Regions from separate parts of the Homo sapiens genome. Here region 2 is linked to region 1. The links are chromatin loops, found by intact Hi-C in ENCODE. Cell type or tissue: ascending aorta. All regions are shown on one strand. Links, peaks and the distances in the headings refer to the core of each region. The heading gives the core; the rest is flanking DNA.

What was found. Peaks named below come from ENCODE experiments on the same cell type or tissue, not always from the same donor. Only the 100,000 strongest peaks of a DNase experiment are listed, where the experiment ranks them.
Region 2: a loop joins it to region 1, with 3 times the contacts of the local background. A loop is called at or near these places in 5 of 110 quality-filtered maps.

Annotation. Positions count from the first base shown.
Region 1 is chr1:202,584,323-202,594,317 of GRCh38, forward strand. It overlaps PPP1R12B (protein phosphatase 1 regulatory subunit 12B), which reads left to right. Exons shown (of 24, transcript NM_002481.4): 24 at 1-8,380. SYT2 (synaptotagmin 2) reads right to left here. Exons shown (of 9, transcript NM_177402.5): 9 at 6,274-9,995. Among named protein-coding and RNA genes, the nearest start is that of SYT2, 120 kb to the right of the region's middle. RefSeq lists enhancers at 4,467-5,666, 5,072-5,121, 6,792-7,618. In ascending aorta, for the core only: no CTCF peak of the experiment used is centred there; DNase peaks (open chromatin) are centred at 2,347, 4,373, 5,019 and 9,729; H3K27ac peaks cover 8,000 bases.
Region 2 is chr1:202,533,252-202,543,246 of GRCh38, forward strand. All of the region lies in intron 18 of PPP1R12B (protein phosphatase 1 regulatory subunit 12B), which reads left to right. Among named protein-coding and RNA genes, the nearest start is that of SYT2, 170 kb to the right of the region's middle. In ascending aorta, for the core only: no CTCF peak of the experiment used is centred there; a DNase peak (open chromatin) is centred at 6,110; H3K4me3 peaks cover 3,861 bases; H3K27ac peaks cover 3,775 bases.

The sequences.
Region 1 (9,995 bases), core at 1,996-9,995:
ATCTCTCTTTTGCAACATTTTACCCATTTCCCTTCCCCAAACCATGTGCTTATTAGATGGTTCCACTCAGGAAGCAAGGAAGCTAAAACTCAAGTTAATGGTCTGTGGATCCCACGAAAGTGTGTGTAAACTACTGACTGTTTCTCCACTAGAGGCATTTAATTGAGCCAAAGATGATGGAAGAAGAAACTCTCAAAGCCATGTACTTTGTTAGGTGTCTGGATTTTTGGCCTGTTTGCAGCCTCTCCTAGCCACAGACAGACACTGTCTCCTCTCAGAGAAAGGCCAGTGTTTCGGTCCAGGCCACTGGTGAGTGTCGGCACCCTTGAGGTGGGCATGGAGTGAGCAGAAGAAGCCTGGAGAAGAGAGAACTATTTAAAAGTGTTGCCAGTTATTCAGCTTCCAGGCGGCTTTGCACCTCCAAAGGTGCAAAAAGGAAAAAGAAAGCAGAAAGGATTCAGCATTTAAGCAGAAAGAAAAGGGAAATTCTACTCTACCAGATGAGCCACTGGTTCCACTGGAGCTTATCAGTGAAGTAACACTGCAGGAGCCCTGGTATCCTTCCCTCAGAGATATCATCAGGGGCCCTCAAACCCCATTGTTTATGCCAGCACTGACCGCACTTTAAGCACACACTTACCAATCAGAGGTCGTGTAATTGGCCTAAATCTAGGCCCAGTTATTACTACAAATCTTAGTCACCATACTCTCTCGCCCAGGCTGGAGTGCAGTGGTGTGATCTCAGCTCACTGCAACCTCCACCTCCCAGGCTCAAGGGATCCTCTCACCTCAGCTCCCGAGCAGCTAGGACTGCAGGTGTGCACCACCATGCCCAGCTAATTTTTGAATTTTTTTGTAGAGATGGGGTTTTGCCATGTTGCCCAGGCTGGTCTGAAGCTGCTGGGCTCAAGCAATCCACCTGGCTGGGCCTCCCAAAGCGATAGGATTACAGGCGTAAGGGCCCACGCCCAGCCTACCATACTGATTTTCAAGGCAGGGTCTAACCCTTCATAAGATGTGAGTTCTTCCAACCCAATAAGCAGGCAGCTTTGAGGACAAAAAGGCAACATTAAAAGATAAGACCCTAGAAGTCAGAACATCTGTATTCCAAGGCCACCCCTTCTCCTTTTAGTCATGTGACTTTGGGCAGGTCACCCTCCCTGTCTGTAAAATGAGGTTGGACTGGATAATCTTTATGTGCCCTTTCCTTTTGGCTTAAAATTCTGTGATTTATTCATTCTTAGGAAGATCAGCATATTTATTGGGATTTCTGCTTCAAAAATTCTTTCTAACCTCAAAAATCCAAGTCCAGAATTTTTTGTTTTCTTCTGGATTTAAACTGTTTAATATGAGCACATCAAGGTTGACTTCTCATCCTTTTTGGGAAGTGAATTTAATATTGAGGGTAATTGAATGATGTTGCAATGGCTTTCCCTCCTGCTGGCTTGGTAAGAATATTAAAGCCTGCAGAGGTGGAAATTGGAGCTCATGGAGAAATGGATAGAAAGCAATTTGTTGCAGGCAGCCTTTGGACAAGTTGTTTTAATAGGAAATAGACCTGCTGCTTCATAGGTTTCCTCAACCACCTTTCCTCAGCTTTCTTAAAATGGGATCTACATTGGCTCTTCACACCCAAATAGCAGACTAATCGTTTTTCTGCTTAGCACCGTCTGGTTCATTGTCTTGAACTCTGCCTTACAGCAGCAAGAAAATTTTCCTCGACAAGAACCTCAATCTTTAGTTCCATTGAGCTCCCCCTCTGGATTTTGGACTTACCAGAAGTAGGAGGTTCTGATACCATTCAAGATGGTCTTTCCTTCAAAGCAGGTCTGAAGAGGAGACTACCAAAGCAGTGTTTACAAACCCAGAGTCCACACAACCATATTGCATAGAACAGCACTTGGCTTTCACAAGCCTCCTACAGGACCTGGTGTAATTGGAGTGAAAGGGCAGAGACCCTGGAAGTGGAGGTGGCTGTGTGCTGCGATGGGAAGAAGGCAGAAGGCCCAGGGGCTTTGGACATAGAGCAGGGTGGAAGCTGCAAGTACTGGGAAGGAAGAGAGTTTCACAGAAACAAAGCTTTGTCACACAGAAATGAGTTCTGTCTCACTGGTGACTTCATCCCTCAGGCTCCAGCTGAGCAGAGATTTTAATCAGCTTCCTTAATGGGTATTGACACTGCTCAGGAAGCAGTAGACCCTGTCAGGGACAGCTATTGATCTTTTGTGTTCTGATTAGATTGGAAAATAGATCAACTTCATTGTAGTCCAGGAACTGTTGGTCACAGCTACTAGGAATGAGGTGATTTCTGAGGGCTGAGAAAAAACACAGAATCTTGGCCAGCAGCCAGCAGCTGCATGGTGAAAGATGCATTCACTTCTCCTTTGAGAGTTGGGGTTGAGGGCAAACATAGAACCCAGGTTTGGCTTACAACCCAGTGTCCCGGAAGCCCTCCTTCGGGAGAACTGTAAGTAAGAGGTGGGTGTGTCTAAAGACAATACCATTAATGAATGTTCTGGCCTTACCTAAAAAGGTTTAGCAATTTGGGGATAACTCTTGGATCTAGCTTATGTGCGTTCACATGCACATTTGCTAGCCCAGAGCTTTTAAAATGAGGTCTGGCATATACTTGATTACAAATGAAAACTCAGAAACCAATTTTATTTATTAAATCATATCTTTTGTTTTTCCCCCTCCCTTCTAATCCCCCAAAGGACCTATTTGAGCTGTTCCCCAATTCATCTGCTTATTTTGGACCATGAATCTGCCAGAGTGATATTTTCTGTTATTTCTCCTCCAAATTTTTCCCTGATGTTTCCAATAAAGATTTACTTGGGTGGCCCCTTAAGGTGACATCAGGATGCTCTTATGTCCTTCCAGAATAAGCATACACTTCACTCCTCTCCCTTTCATCTCCCTCTGCATTCTTAATTCCTTGCTTTTCTCACTTGGAGCCGAGGGTGCTTTAGAGAGGTGGTTTTCCATGAATCAGCCAAGATTCCTGTAGAAGTTGGGTATACCAACCACCACCACCACCGCCCCCTATTCCAGTTTCAAAGCTCCTCGGCTATGCTAATGTCCCCTCAGAGATGAGGTTTGACTTTTAGGCCCGTATGACTCCTCCATAGCCTGGCCAAGGAGACCATGAGTAGCCATGTCTGGTTTACTCTTTATCCTGAGACTGTTTATAGCTTAAAACAGAAGTGTGTCTTCCCAGCACAAACCTAATCAATCAGTGTATCAGTGCATCTGGTGGCAACAGCTCAGCCCATTCAAAGAGCAAGGATTCAGGAAAGGCACACTGATGGTGGGGAGCCTCTTAAGAGCCTCTAATGTTCTCCCAAAACCAGAGTTGAGAGTCGGAGTGCCAGTCGTCGGGGCCCACTATTCCTGAATAAGGGACATGCAAGGGCCAGAAGTAGCTTGACTCTCGCCTAAATATCTGTGCCTTTGCCTGTCCTTTCTCCCACTCTACTGAAACCCGGAACAGATTCCCGCTTGCCTTCTGATGAAGAGAGGTTAGGTAAAGAGAGTTTGGAGGAAAAAAGACACCAGGAGGCAGGCTGCGGGGTAGGAGAGGGTTCTGAGAGGAGGCAGCAATCCAGAATACCTCCTTTTCTAGCCAGCATCCCTTGAACTTTTGAAAGGTTGTGCCTACCACTGGCTGGCACACCAGGGCAATGATTTCCCTGCAGAAGGAAGGAAAGAATGTTTCACCCTTGCATCCTTCTTGGAGAAGCTACAGCCTGTGCTCAGTTGAGTGGTTCACACTCAGACTTTGGCTTTATGGTTTTCCTTCCTCCTTGTCTTTGCCCTGACCTTGATCAACAGGGGTGAAAAGAACCACCCTGAGGTTTCCATGCCTCTCCCATTTTAGTGGTAGCATTTTGTGTCTTTACTCCACCCTTCACCCTAGTTCCACCAAGGTTCACACACCAGATGTAACTGTTTTTCAGCTGAGTTGTATGGATTAACTTCAGTCCACTGTAAATACACCTGGGATGGGGTGGGGTTGGGGTTGTTTAGGGAGAAGCAGCCAGACTTGCTTTGTGAACTGAATGTATTTTTATGCAATTTTGAGTGGCCTTTCAACCCTAAGATGAATGGTTTTGTTTTACTGGTTGTTGTTATATAGTTTTGAGTATTCTGTGTTTGAAAGTTTGGGAATAATAATATTCACTTCTATATGATGCCTGTAAACACAACAGTATTTATAAATGAGTAAATAAAACTGTGTTTTAACTTTGTGACTGTCTCCACAGTTCAGAGCATGGGATTTCTAGAATCTCACATCTGGGGCAGCCTCTTCTGATTTTACATCTTATCATTGGTGGGGGCCTCGCCCACCAGCCTCCTACAACTCCTGTCCACATAGAGGCCCCTTCCCCAGGGACAGCCACAGTGAGTCATGGCCACTGAGAAGGGTCTCTGGTAGTATCAAGGAATTTCCTAAATGGAGTCAGGCCAAGGAGAAGCCTAGATTGGCGTTCAAAAGAACCGTAAGATAGATAGATAGATAGATAGATAGATAGATAGATAGATAGATAGATATCAAGGTTCCAAGCTTCAAGTAACCAAGAGTATATACGGTTATTTCTTGGAAGACACCAGGTTTAAGTGACAAAGGTGTTGAGGCCATCCAGGTGAACACTAGCACACTCTAGTACATGGGAAAGTTGAGGTCTAGGGAGGTGGTGATTTCCTTGGGCTCATGGAAGTCTCCTGCCATCACCCTTAGTCATCTGCTATATCCATAAGTCTTCATGAGGTCATTGTTTAATTCAGGAGATCCAAAACTATCCTGTAGTTCCAAACTACAAATGTAGTTAACTTGGGGGCTATTGAAGGTTAAATCTAAACTCAAAATGAAGGAGCCATGCCCAGAGAAGAGCTGTTCAGGCCCGCTGGCAGGGTTTGTACGTGGGTGGCCAGGTCTGACCCCAGGCAGCCAGGATCTGGGTCTGGTTTCTCCATCCAGCAAGCCCTGCCTCTGGCTTTGCTCAGCCCTGTGTTTCCTGCCAAGCGGAAATCCCTGGTCACTGACTTGGGGAGAGGTCAGGGAGGGAAGATTCTTCTCCCCTGATGTCACCCAGCTGTTTGTAACCCAAGCAGCAGCAGAACAAGCACACTTGATGTCATGGTTGAAGAATTCAGTCCTGTCCTGGGGCACAAAACAGAGGCAAAGAAGCATGACCGATGCAAAGGGTTCCTAGACTGCAAATGTCATTTCTCTTTCTGACCCCCACTGGTTGTAGTAAGGTCTGCAGATACAGTATCACCTAGCCGTCACGTGGTCCAGCCCTCTTGGGGGGAAAGGAGAAGGCCACAACCTATTGGCAGAGTAAAAAGCTCATATTCTTAGCCAGGAGACCCTCAGGTGATAAATCCCAGTCCGTCTGCTGAAAGGCTCATGCCCCTCACCCTACCCAGCCTTAGGGACTGAAGCAGCAAGACAGGATAGATGTTAAAGGATCTGGGCTCATGCTCCCTCAGGTGGGCAGCTCCCATCCCTGCTTGCATTCACTGCCCCCATGCCTTTGGACCTGATGGACAAGCACACATCTAGCCAACGGTGTTCCTGGAGGACAGGTGCTGGTGTAAACTGACAAAAATGGTAGCTGCTGGTCTATCCTCAAGGAGAGGAGACAGGTGGAAGTGGGAACCGAAGAAGGAGTTTTACTCTTCCCTGGTCTTTGGGGGCAATGCTGTCCCACTCTCCCTTTCCCTAAAAATTCTGACGCCCTATCCCTGGTCCCTAACATCTTTGCTTCAGAAGTTAAAGACATTTCAAGTTATTTGCAAAGAGTCAACTGAGGACTTTGTAGAAATTGTTACTTTTCAAATTCCCACTTCCCAGGGCCAGCCTCCCTCTCGTCATTGGGCTCAGACTGTGGCTGTTCCCTAAGCCCAGCTCTACTGGAAGGGAATTCAAGAATATAGTCCCCACCACCACCCCGCCCCGCCCAGCCTCCCAGACAATGTTCCCCGGCACCACCACACTCCCCACAGTTCCACAGCCTGGCATGTGTTCTCAGGAGATGTGTGGGCCCCAGCACCCACCAGAGTGCCAATCTGGTCTTCCCCCAACCCCAGGAGAGAGGGGACCTCAGCCCCTTTTGGTGCTTCCCTGAAGGGAGATTCTGGGTTAGAAGCCAGAGCCTCAGGACCATCTCACCACCCTCACCCACCATACTGACCCTCACAGGCAGCTCCCACTCCCTCACCCCCACCTCAGCGCAGCAAAAACAACCAGAGACACCCCCCACCCCCAGGTTTCTTTCAGCTCATTTCTTTAATAAGGAGACGCAGTTCATTACAAAATAACAATTTGACAAGAGATCAGACAAGAACAAGAGTCCACATAAGGGAGATGGAGAGCATTGCCAAGCAGAAGTGGGAATGAGAGGGCCGGGGGCAAGGGCTGTACATGTGTCCTTCCTATGGAGACGAAGGCAGGGCTCCTGGTGGGCTGACCTTGGCGAAGCTAGGCTCTGCCAGGCCCTGATTTTGAAGTTTTCAGCCCCAGGGTTTTCAGAAAGCAGCAAATCAAGTCCTTAGATGGGCAGGAGTCAGGGCAGAAGGGTCACTATCTTTGAAGAGGCCCCCCTAAAGTCCTGATCGCTAAGGCAGGTGGGATGGAGGAACTCCTGGTGCCCCATGCACACTGCTCCCATCACCTCACCAGACAGATGCTCTCTCAACTCTTGCCTCAATTTGTCTCTGCTGTGGGTGTGGAGAGTGGGAGGGCCCCAGAGAGAGCTGGAGGAAGCAAGACATGTCTTCACTGGTCCAAGCACCTGATTCCAGCCTGCTCTGAAATGGTCCCCTCCACCTTCCCCACTCTTTCAGTTCCCAGCACAAAGGTCCCTGGGACTTCTGTGTGCAACTTCTGTTGTGGTTTGTGCAGGGCAAGCCTGCCTCGCCACCTCTGGCCTCCTCGAATGCGCCCTGCCTGATTCCCTTCCCGTTCTCTCTCCTTCCTCATACTTGTCACAGTTGCCAGGCCTGAGGCATCCTGGGCTCTTCCCATGCAGTACTGCCCTCAGGTGCCCATGGGGCCAGGGGCCGCAGGCAGGGGGGCTACCTGTCCCTCTCAGTTCAACAGGATGACCTGGGGCCTTGGAAGCCCCCAGGCCCCTCTACTCACCTCTGCTACTTGGTGCAACTGGCTGGGGCTTCTCTGGGGAGCAGGTGTGAAGGTCAGGGGACTTAGTCCACACCTGCTCTGCCTGAGCCTCTCTCACAGCTGAACCTGCCCACCCCACTCTCAGGGGATCGCTGGTAGCCCTGAGGTTGCCCCGCTATTGGGCTGCTTTCTGTCAGACTGCAGGAGGATGCACGAGGGAAGAGCGTCAGCCCCTGTATTCACCGGCCTCTCCCTGAGTCCCTCCTCCATCACCACCCACAGACCCTCACACTACAGAGGTGAGTAAGCAGGGATGGTTCTGTCATCCCTGGCTGAGCTGCTGACTGGCTGCTCCTGAAAATCCTGGTTGCCTCCACAGGGACCCCAGGAAAGGTATCCAGAACCATGGAGTCCCACTGCTGTCTGCTCCTCGCCCAGCGTAGAGATGGAGCTGAACTGTGAACCCAGGCCGAGAAAGCCAGCTCGGGCAGGGCCAGCATGGGCATCTCCTGAGACCCCACCGGAAGCCCTGGACACCGTCCATTCTCATGACACGGGACTGAGGGAGCAGGAGGGAGTGACAACAGGTGAGCCCTTCAGAAGTGGTCTGTGGGGAGCCAGTTGGAGAGACATGGGGGCTCCTGGGAGGAGCCAAGGGAGGCCAAATCTCCAGCAGGAGGCCCCCTTTATGGCTTTTCAGTGAATTCAAACAGTGGGAGGAAGGGGCACACCACACACATACACAGAACATGGAAGCTACTGGGATGCCAGATACCAGGCTGGACACTGCACCGGGCCCTGAGGTTTGGCTCTGCAGGCAGATGTGCAGCAAACAGGCCTTCAGGGCGACAGGGTCCTCCAGCATCTCCCAAGGCAGGGCTGGACTGGAGCAGGCACCGACTCCCGCCCACTGATGACTCCCATGGGGGGTTTCCCGATGGGAGGAGGCAGGGGTGGGGCTGGGGAACAAAGACTTTACACGACATAAAATCAAAGGAGCAGCCTCAACCAGTTCTGTAAAATGGGTTTGAGGTTGGGGATCAAGGGGACTCTCAGCATTGCCATGCGGCTATTTACAGAAAGTTATAGACATGCATCTTGATTAAACAAGATTCTGTTCATATGTTTCTAGGTAATTATCTTCTTTTATATATAATTAAATATACACGGATGGGGGCAGATGAGGCTCAAATGGCTTCAGAAGGTTCTTATTTTGTTGTTGCTTAAAAAATAAAGTAATTCATGTGTCTTCAAGTCACAGTGTCCCCTTCTCAATATTGCAGTTCAAAAAACTGGTTAAGTCAAATCCTTGGGGTTCCTGGCCCCTTGGGACCAAAGGGAGAGGGGGAAAAGTCATAGGGTAGGGTTCCCAGACACAATGCAGGATGACCAGTTACATTTGAATTTCAGATAAACAACAAATTATTTTTTAGTATATGTCCCAACTATTTGCCTAGGACATATTTACACTTAATAATTGTTTGTTGTTGAACTGAAATTCAAATGTAACTGGACATCCTGTATTTTTATTTGCCAAATCTGGCAACCATAGCATGGGGCTCAGGGCCACCAGGATCTTGGGACTCCTCCCTGCCTGCCACCACCCAGGGCTCTGAGAAAGGGCCCCAAACAGCTTTAGGTGGGAGGGGCAGAGGAAAGGGAAGGGAAGGGGCAGAGCAGAGGATATGAGGGCAGTTCCTGGCTCAATCTCTTTCTACCTTTGAGTGGGAGGGGACACCCTCAGGGACAGTTTTTCTCTCTGTGAGGCTGGGTGAGACCCAGGACTCAGATGCCTTATGAATTAACCTAGGACATTAAGGGAACATGGAAGCTCTCACTCCCCAAACCCAGGGAGGTTCCTCAACCTCTTTGCTGTCACCCACCCTTACCCCCACCCCACTGCATGGAGGCAGGTTTATAAGAGAGCTGCTTTTACCCACAGGAGGGCTGTAGTGACCTCTCTTCTCCCTCTCGCTGAAGCCTTGGGCCAGCAAAATCATCCCACACTGATTCTGCAGACACAAGTTATGTATGCTTTCCTAGGAAGAAAAAAGATCAGGATCTGAGACTGTGGCCTAATCCCTGCTATCTCATCCTCTACTGAGGGACTCCAGGAAAGTCACTTCTCATTCATGCCAAGCACCTGCCTACTGTCTGAGATTGCCCCAGCATTCCTTACCCAGCCTTCCCCAGGCCTCAGCTTCCACTTCCAAAGCCCAAAAATCTGCCTGTAGCTCTGGCAGAGTTAGCATCCCTTCTGGAACAATTATTCAGGGAGGAAGAAGAAAACGAACTTTCAGACTTTACCCCAGTTTCTGGATGGGATTAGGCTTGTTTTCATGGTCTCAGCTTCTCTAAAAATCACCTCTATACTACTTTCCTTTCTCTGGAACAGACTTTGAGATGAAAACTCACAGCCCCAGAGGCGTCCAGAACCCCTTACTAGCCAGACACCCTAACTCTATCCTGCTTAGTGCCTACACCCCAGTACCCTGACATCCCCAGAAATAAACCTGCCCAGCAGTGAGTGTTTGGCATGATGCCCTGTGGTTTAAGCTACGTCAGCCCTCAGGTATGGAAAACACACAAGCAGAAGCATGTTCCCACCAAGCCCATGGACCAAGACAGATGCCATCCACTACGTGGCATATCAGGACCAGCTGGGACCTGAGGAAGGCACTGCTCCCCACACCCACACTGGCTCCACACTGGTGTCAACGTTCAAAATCACTCAGCAACCTGTCCCCACCCCTCAAGGCTCCTCACTAGCAGTGGGCTCAGAGTAATAAAAATCCAGCCCTGGTCACCAGGCACATAGACACCCAGACCACCAGAGGTTCCTACCATTGCCTTTCCTCCCTGTCAAGGG
Region 2 (9,995 bases), core at 1,283-9,282, 52 kb before region 1:
CTTTCCTTGACTTATATGACCTTGGTTTTTTGGGGGTATTTTGTTTTGTTTTGTTTTGTTTTGTTTTGTTTTGTTGTTGCCCAGGCTGAAGTGCAGTAGTATGATCTTAGCTCACTGTATCCTCTGCCTCTTGTGCTCAGAGGATCCTCCCACCTCAGCATCTTGAGTAGCTGGGACTACGGTGGGCACCACCATGCCTTGCTAATTTTGGGTTTTTTTGTTTTGTTTTGTTTTGTTTTGTTTTTTTGGTAGAGACGGGGTTTTATGACATTGCCCAGGCTAATCTTGAACCCCTGGGCTCAAGAGATTTGCTCTCCTTAGCCTCCCAAAGTGCTGAGATTACGGGCATGAGCCATCACGCCTGGCTGACCTTGATATTTTTGAAGATAGCAGGCCAGTCATATATGTCCCTCAGTTTAGGTTTATTCAGTGTTTTCTCATGATTAGACCCAGCTTATGCATTTTTGGCCACAGTGTCATAGAAGCGATACTGTACTCTTCTCATTTCATGCTGTCAGTTTGTCATGTTACTAGTGGTCTTGTCTTTGAGGACTGGATTGAGATGACGTCTGCCAGGTTTCTCCATGGTAAAGTTAGTTTTTCCTCTTTTGTGATTAATAAATGTTGTCTGATGTGGTACTTTGAGATTGTGTAAACTCCAGTTTCTCCTCTACTTTTACCCACTACTTTGAACATCCATTAATACTTCTTTCTTGGATTGATTTTACAGTCATGGTTGCCAAATGGTAATTTTTCTAACTTTATTACCCCTTCTACATTTATTAGTAGGCATTCTATTGTAAGCAAGAAGCTTTTCTCCTCCTATTTATTTTTTTCATTCATTTATTTATATCAATGTCTACTCATGGGTTCCTAGTCAGTGGGTTATAATTCATTGCTATCATTATTTATTATGATGCTCTTATTATCCCAGGTTTGGCTTTTTAAGCAGGCTTCTGTGTCCTTGTGTCATATCATTTAAGTGTTGTTTGAGGACTTTCTCACCTTCTAGCACAAGAGATCAGGCTCATTTTCTTTCCTTACCCCAGCTCTGGAATTAGCCATTTCTCCAGGGAGCCCTGTTCCTCTTAGTACAAAGTGGCATTTAGAAACAATGATCTGGGCACTAGGTACGCTAAATGCTGCTGGAGTGTTGCTCTTCCCAGGCCCCTTTCAGTGGACAGAGCTAGGAAAGACATACATATGGATGCATTTGCTTACATATACATGTACATTTACATCTTTATTTCTTTATCTATCTATATTGAAAATCATGAGTTCATACCAACATGGGGTTCTTTCTAGCTTTCCCTTTTTTTTTTTTTTTTTGTATTTATGTCTGCCTTCTCTAACAATGAGAAACCTAGTTGCCATTTTCAATATGTTTACTTATTTGCTCAATCCCTTGTGTAAAGCCAATCCCCTAACTAGACCGAAGTAGACCAGGCTACTACCTCACCACTGTACCCTCCTCTTATTGCCAGGGCTCTTTGCCTTCTAAGAAATAAGGAAAGCTGGGAAGAGGGAAGGAGGAAGATAGGTAGAGATAAGTTTTTTCTTAAAGCATTTGAAAAGGAGATTCTATCATCTTTTTCAGTAACCTTTTACATAATCACAAGGAAAATAAATGCATAGAATATAAAAACTGATATTTAAGCTCTTTTTTCAGATTTTCATTTGGATTCTTACATATATTTTATAAATGCACATGCATGTTAACCAAGTATTTTTTTGTGATAATGACCATGTATTGAGCATGACCGCATGCTAGGCACTGTGATGGATGATTATGTGTGTGTGTGTATGTGTGTGTGTGTGTGTGTGTGTGTGTATCCTAAACCATATAACAACTCTGTAAATAAGCATCCTTATCACTGTTTTGGGTGATGAACCAAGTAAGATTCAATGAGGCTGAAGAACTTGATCATATCAGTCAGTTAAGCAGGGGTTAGAATTTCAATCCAGGATATCTGACCTCAAATACACACCCTTCCCAAACCATGTGTACAGCACCATGGTATATTGCTAGCATTGGAAATCATCACTGGGGAGCATTTTATCAAACATCACCCTTAAACCATGCCATTTAGGTTTTTTTAATTTAAAAAAATAAAAAGAGGAAAAAGTAGAAATTACTCAACTGGTTCATTAATTTCTTCCTTTACTAACTTTTGGGAGAGTTGAGTCAATGAGAGTCGATGATTAGTATTCACATCATGAGACATTTTATTGACTTATTCACACATTAGATATGTCCCATCTAAAAAACTAACATATGCAGTTCCTCTATTTGATAGTTCTTATATTTGTTGGAAACTCTGTTGAGCCGACTACCTGGTGCTCTTAATTCCATTATAACAACGCCCTAAAGTTTATAGACTTTTTTCTTCCCTCTTTTTTACCTACAAGAAATAAAATAGATGAACTCAACATCCTATCCTGCTTATCTGGAATGAGTTATTTTCTAAACAAGTGGCTGTTTGCAAAGCTCATCCTGTAGAAGTCTGTGGTCAAGAATATTTCCATTCAGTTCTTATTTTTACAGGGGAATTAATATCTTTTCAGTCAGAAAGGAACAATAAATGCTTGTTGGCTGGGTTGAAAAAAATTAAATCTACAAAAAGACAAGTGAAGAAAGAAAGAGCTCACATTCAACTTTCTGGAGAATTTATCTCTGTTTCTCTGTATATCTGATGTGTTCCTGCAAGTGTCTCAAATACCCAGAATTTTACTGAAGGATTTGAATTGGTAGATCTTTTCAGATCTGTTTTTACTTTACTTTAATCAACCAAAGTTTATTCTTCAGGCAGTTGTGTTTTGCTCCCATTTTACTGGCTGTGTGTCTTTGGCCAAGACACTTAACCTTTCAGAACTTCACTTTCTTCATCTGTAAGATAGTAATATGGTCACGAGTCCCTTAACGACAGGGATACATTCTAAGAAATGAGTTTTTAGGCAATTTCGTCCCTGAGCAAACATCAAAGAGTGAATTTAACACAAACCTAGATGGTACAGCCTACTACACACCTAGGCTATATGGTATAGCCTATTGCTCCTAGGATACAAACCTGTACAGCATGTTACTATATTGAATATTGTAGAGCTGGAACATGATAAGTATTTGTGTGTCTAAACATAGAAAAGGTATTGTAAAAATACTGGGTAAAAGATTAGATTAAAAATGATATACCTGTATAGGGCATTTACCGTGAATGAATGCACCTTACAGGACTAGAAGTTGCTTTGGGTGAGTCAGTGAGCAAGTGGTGAGTGAAGGCCTAGGACATTACCGTACACTACTATAGACTATTAACACTGTGCACTTAGGCTACACTAAAGTTATAAAAATGTTTTTTCTTTCTTCAATAATAAATAACCTTAGCTTACTATAATTTTTTTACTTTATACGTTTTTAAAATTTAATGTTTTGACCCTTTTGCAGTAATACTTAGCTTAAAACAAACACATACAGCTGTACAAAAATATTTCTTTATATTCTTAATCTATAAGCTTTTATCTGTTTTTTTTTTTAACTTTAAAACTTTCTTGTTAAAAACTAAGACACACACACATTAGCTTAGGCCTACACAGGGTCAGAATCATCAGTATCACTGTCTTTCACTTCCACATCTTATCCCATTGGAAGGTCTTCCTGCATGGAGCTGTCACTTCCTATCATAACAATGCCTTCTTCGGAATATCTCCTGAAGAACCTGCCTGAGGCAATTTTACAGTTAACGTTTTTATATATAAGTAGAAGGAGAAGTACACTCTAAAATAATGATTTAAAATATAGTATGGTAAATACCAGGTTAGGCCGGGCATAGTGGCTCACGCCTGTAATCCCAGCACCTTGGGAGGCTGAGACGGGCCGATCACAAGGTCAGGAGATCGAGACCATCCTGGCTAACATGGTGAAACCCTGTCTCTACTAAAAATACAAAAAAAGAAAATTAGCCCGGCATGGTGGCAGGCGCTTGTTGTCCCAGCTACTTGGGAGGCTGAGGCAGGAGAATGGCGTGAACCCGGGAGGCGGAGCTTGCAGTGAGCAAAGATTGCGCCACTGCACTCCAGCCTGGGCGACAGACTGAGACTCCGTCTCAAAAAAAAAAAAAAGAAAAAGTAAATACCAGGTGATAAGAATTTTTCAGTTCCATTATAGTCTTATGCAACCACCATTGTATGTGTGGTTTGTTGACAGAAACATCGGTTATGCAGGGCATGACTGTACAGTGGTATACTTTTCAGTGTGGTTGAGAGGATCAGGTGAGATAATATATGTTAAAACACTTTATAAAATATAAAAGAGTTTGTCATTGTTACTACTTCCTAGAAGTGGACATAAGATAGAAGTAAAAAGAGACAAAGAGGCCAGTTTGTAGTAAAAGAGGTTTACATTCCCTCTCTAATTGCCAGTGAGTGTGAAATCACTGTATGAATCTTACAGAAACAGGTCAGGAAACTGTGTCTGATCAAGTTGTTCTTGCCATGCCTTTAAGGAATAATGTAAACCGGTGACTTTCATTCAACATATCAAAAAAGTGTCACTAACCTTTCCCTAGCCAGTCATGCTACCAAGCATGGGAATGTTAGTATTTAGGTTTACATCAGTATTTCTTTAAGTGAAAAGATCTAATGGAGACTCACCTTATCAGATGAGATTAGCTATATAAGCTATATCTATAATATACATCATATAAGATCTGAATTCCCAAGATAATTGGCAAGTTGTTTTTGTTTGTTTGTTTGTTTTTGAGACAGAGTTTTGTTCTTGTCGCCCAGGCTAGAGTGCAATGGCACGATCTCAAGGCTTACCGCAACCTCTGCCTCACTGTTTCAAGTGATTCTCCTGCCTCAGCCTCCTGTGTAGTAGCTGGGACTACAGGTGCCCCCCACAATGCCTGGCTAATTTTTTGTATTTTTAGTAGAGACAGGGTTTCACCATGTTGGTCAGGCTGGTCTCAAACTCTTGACCTCATGTGATCCACCCACCTTGGCCTCCCAAAGTGCTGGGATTACAGGCGTGAGCCATTGCACCTGGCAACAGTTGGCCTTTGAGACACACTGTATTCTGGTTTATGATAGAATTTATCAGTCTTCTTAAGGAAGATGGAATAATTTCCAGGACCCCTAATAAAGGGGTTCTGATTCATTCTCAATCTAAAAGAATGAGTTTGTAAAACTCTTTTCAACCTATATTCCTCAGACCAACTTCCAAGTAGTTGATCACTTCCCTTGATTTAATTTCACAAAGTTAATCATAGGAATAAAGAAGTTGTCAAGGCAGTTAGAAAAGAATAGCATATTGAGAAAGTTTGAAGTGAAAAGTATAAATTTCATGTGGAAAAAGGGAAAGCAGGATAGAGTTTCCAAGAGTCCAGAGAAAAGAGGGTTGTTACTTTGGGGATAAACCCGTTGGCTTAGAAAACATTTGGCCTAGAAATTTTGGTTAGTGTAGTGGTAACAACAAAGTGCAAAAGATTAAATTTTAGATGTTTCTTCCAGGTCAAATCCAAAATCCTTCAACACTATGCAAATAAATTCCTCTCTTTTTAATTTCGTTTTCCCTGTACTACTGAGTCCTGTAGCCTTGCAATTGCACTACTGTCTGTTTTCTCTCTTCATTTCTGACCCTTCTTTCTTTTCCCTCACCTTTATACCACTTTCCATTGTCATTTTCCCGATTGTGGCATCTTAGGAAACTCTGGTAAGCTTTATACTTACAGATCCAGCCAGTAAGGTCTGTAATGGACAGATAACTTTCTTTGCAGTGAGCCAGAGCTTCAGTTTGCTTCCTCACGGTGCAACAGGAATGGCATCTCATTAAAATTGAACATTAAGGGCCTGAAGGTGCTTTGACTAATTTTTCTGTCTGGGCGTTGTTACTTAAGAGATCTAGAAGTTGAAAAATCCCCCTTCTCATAGTATTCGGAGCAATCAGCCTTAGAGACTGCTGCCTACTCTGAGGCAGGGGACACTGGAAGGTTGGTGAGGTTTGCCTCTGAGCATGCCCCCAAAGAGCCTCCCTTTATTCCTAGAAGCTGGCAGGCTTTCTTTTCCTCCTACAAGTGGTAACCCGAATTCTGAGTTGAAAGTGAATCTTTGCCCTTGGCTCCTCTCCAGCATTCCTCACTGAGCGAATAGGGATTTGGAATGTCAGAAAATAGAAGAGGGGAGGGGAAAAGATGTGTGTATGACTGTGAGTGTTTATATGTAAAAGCAGCTTCGTCTGGGAGGACTTAGGGAAACTTGACTTCCTCAGACTGCTTCCTTCTTATAAACTCTTGGTTCCTTATTTATCATTTTTCGTTTTTGTTTTTTAAGTTGTTTGACCTGATTTTATCATAGTAGTTCCAAATGCCTTACAGCCCAGTGGAGTCAAGCTAAGGAAAGACAGCATGATTTCCACAGGATTTGTATTTCTTCCCTCTGGATAAAGTGATAGTAGTTCCCAGACTCGCTGCCGGCAGGATCCAAGGTCGTCTTTCCTCCGGGATTTAATCTGGTGTCATCAGGAACCTAGACTCAGGTTTTATTGGAGAGCAAGGCTCAATAAGAAGTGTCCTTTGAGGAGAATCAAGGACTCAATCTAGGCATAAAAGGTGTTGCTCAGCACAATACCCTCTACGGTAAGCTACCAGTCCTGAGAACCTGTGGTCAAAGCTGAATTGAAAATATTGATGGAACTCAGACTCTGTGTAACTGGGGACTGGTTCAGAGCTCAAGACTATAATTTACAGGGCTGCTTTTATCCTTTATTTAGTTCTATCCAAAGTCATCTTGCATCAACTCAAAAGGAGAGATTCTGTGAGGGTAACCTACAGGGAAATTTCCCAGCTTTGTGTGAAGAATCCAGTGGTTGAGTGTCTATCTGCATCCTGAGGAACCATGTCCTCTTTATATACCCGAAGTAAAGAATTCACTCGGAATAGGAAATCTCAGTCTGATTCTCCCCCAGCATCTCCCTCCCCGACTGCCAAGACGCTCCGAGTAAGCAGCATTTTTTATTTACGTATGTTCATAGCTGTGTCAAAGGTAGAGAATGTGTATATATATAACTTGGGGCATTAGGTTTAGAGCAAAGGGATTTCAGAGCATATGGGAATCAGTACAGGGAAAAAAAATTGCAAGTAAAGACCCTGTAAGTTTCTCTGCAAGAGGTTATGGTTCATAATACTTAATGTAGTCTTAAGTAAAAGCAGACTTAAATATGTCGGGCTACAGTTTCTGCCTTTTAGCTTTTAACTATCGGTTGTAAACTGCTTAACAGTAAGATTTTACAGTCCTTATCACTTTATCTTACAAGGCTTTTCTCAATTTCTACAGCTATTTTAGTCACTGCCTTTCTTGTGTTTTATGAGTCAATACTATGTTTCAAGAGAAAAACCTCTGAAATGGCCACACAACTATATACATTAAACTTCAGTTTTGCAAGTTCTGTGTGTGTATTCATGTATGTATGTATATGAGGTAGAGTATGCTTTTGCCTATTTTGTATGTCTGTCTGTGAGAAAGACCAAAATGAGCAATGAGCAAGGAGTTATGGCCACTTGGAACCTTACTCCTTAATCACCAAGTACCTTCAGGAAATGTCTTGCTTAAAAGCCAAAGAACTAACTCTTGGCCATTGACAACCAGCTGTATGGAGGTGTTTGTGATGTCCTAGGTAGAGCCATTTGAGACTTTTCTCCATTTTCTCTAATGAATGTCTCAGTGAAGAGATTTACATATGGGCATTTGCATCTGATTTAGTGTCTTCCTCTGTGGGAAGCTGATAAAAGCAAGAACTGCTACCAATAGCAAGGGATGAGAAGCTCTGATGGGCATATTAGGTAGCAGGCAATATAACAGTTACTTTTTCAGGAACTAGATTGCGCTTTGCTGTATATACAGAGTAAGAAGAAGGACGGCCATAGCTTCCTTATTTAGGGAGCTATGGGGAGAAAATTTGCAAGAAGCCTGGATAGACTAGTGTGGGTTTTTTTTTCCCCCAATTATTTTGTATGCATTTTCAATGTCTTTCTTACCAGTATAAATTACCATGTAGTGGAATTTGGTATATGGCATGTTGGTCTAAGACCTCAGCTAGGGATGAGAATACCAAAAGAATATTGTTACGAAGTTATTTTATTCACAAGTTTTTGTGAGAGCACCAAGAGGGGCTCCGATATATATGTTACTGTCATCGAGTTCCAGGAGTGTCTCTTCAACACATAGACTGGTACCTTTTTTTCCCAAGGAGCCACAGAATGCTTTCACCCCACTAGCTGTTGGGTATTTTTTGCTGGCTACCAATTGAGGTCCACAAAACTGAACACCTTACTTCAGTTAGTGTTTATCTTTGCTCCCTTCCCTCTTATACTGAGTAGTACCTTTAGTTGTAAAGATCCCCTTATTAATGTCTCTTCACCACTATAACCATAGCTCCCAGAGCAATGTGGTGAGCAGTCAACAATAACCTGTTTGGTGACCTTCCCCCATTTTCCCTTTCTGTTTTTCCTCTGCTTTCTTAGAGTTAGGTACTGCTTTCGTCTTGTCTCACTTCTAACAGCTGCCATCCAACCTCCCTACCCTCGTTTCACCACCCCTCATCCCTGCCTTTTAGACAGAGGTCACAGTGGGAGAAAATCTGAGTTACAGGAAACTAAAACACAGATGGCTTAATAAGAGACTGCTTCCCAATTTTAGTGGTCACTGGCCGTGGATTCCTACAATACCATCAACTTACTCTAACCAACTTCCAGTGTCCAAATGGCTTGAGACTATAATAAAGAGAATGTTGATTTTCATATACCACTCATGTTCCATTATGTTGCTTATGTCTTTAATGTCAGAGAAAGATATGCAAGACTCATTTGGTGGCTGCTGACACTAAGGACTGGTTATAAAATGAAGATTTCATCTCTTAAGATCTCCCTAGCCTAGTTCATTTCCTCTCATGTCCAACTAATTAGGGTACTCTTTAAAAACTGGTTTTGAGTGTATTTTAACAACTGGTTTTGTGATGGTGTTGTGCTCATATGTCTTTTGATGCCTGGTTGTAACTGGCTGGTCCTCAGCCACCCTGAAAGGTGGGTATTGCTATCCCTATTTTACATATGAGGAAACTGAGATACATAGAAGAGAAATGGCTTGCCTAGCATTGCTCAACTAGTAAGCAGCAGAGCCTTGATTAAAGCACCAAGCTCTCTGACTCTAAAACCCCATATTCCCAGCAACATTGGAGTACATCTCAAATATATTTGAAGGTCAAGTTTAAGAACATGCTAAAGGGCAAAGATGACAGTTAAAAGCTTAAGTAGCTGTGGGAGTCCAAAATTTATCCTTGATGGAGACACAGGAAACTGAAATTGCAGAAAGGAGGAAAGCTGTATTTATAGGCCAAGGGAGGGAATTGGCAGGCCATAACTGAATCTCCTGTGCCTGGTTCTCAAATCCCAGTCATACTCTCTGGGACCATGGAGCCCACAGAACCTGAGACCTTATGGGCTTCAGGGTCTTTGTATTTCTCTAGAAAAGTGGAAATGCTTGAGTCTTTACAGTAAAGATACTGGGAAGTTTCTGTGTGCATTTCAGAGTTAAAGTCAGGACAGCTCTCTTACTGTCCTCTTCCAAACTTCTTTAACTTGTTTGTATACATACATACAGTTTCTTCTAGAGATGGCACAGAGTTACAGAGGGACAGCACCTGATCCAACATTCTTCAAAACGGAGGATTGAAATTTCAGCCAGCATTTAGAAGTTTGATTCTTTTTTTTGAGTGTTGTTAACAGGGCTAAATAGTAAATGCCCCCATATAAGGAAAATATCCTCAGAGAGTATTTTTAAAATAATAGCTATTCACATGGAGAGAATATTTTGGACACTGTACCCTTTGTCAAATGTTCAAGCAGTAGTAAAGGCAAACTATAAACTGTAAGTCAAACAAGTTATTATTTTTAACTTGAGAAAACAAAAGGCAGGATGATTTTTCAGTGACTAGAAAACAAACTTTT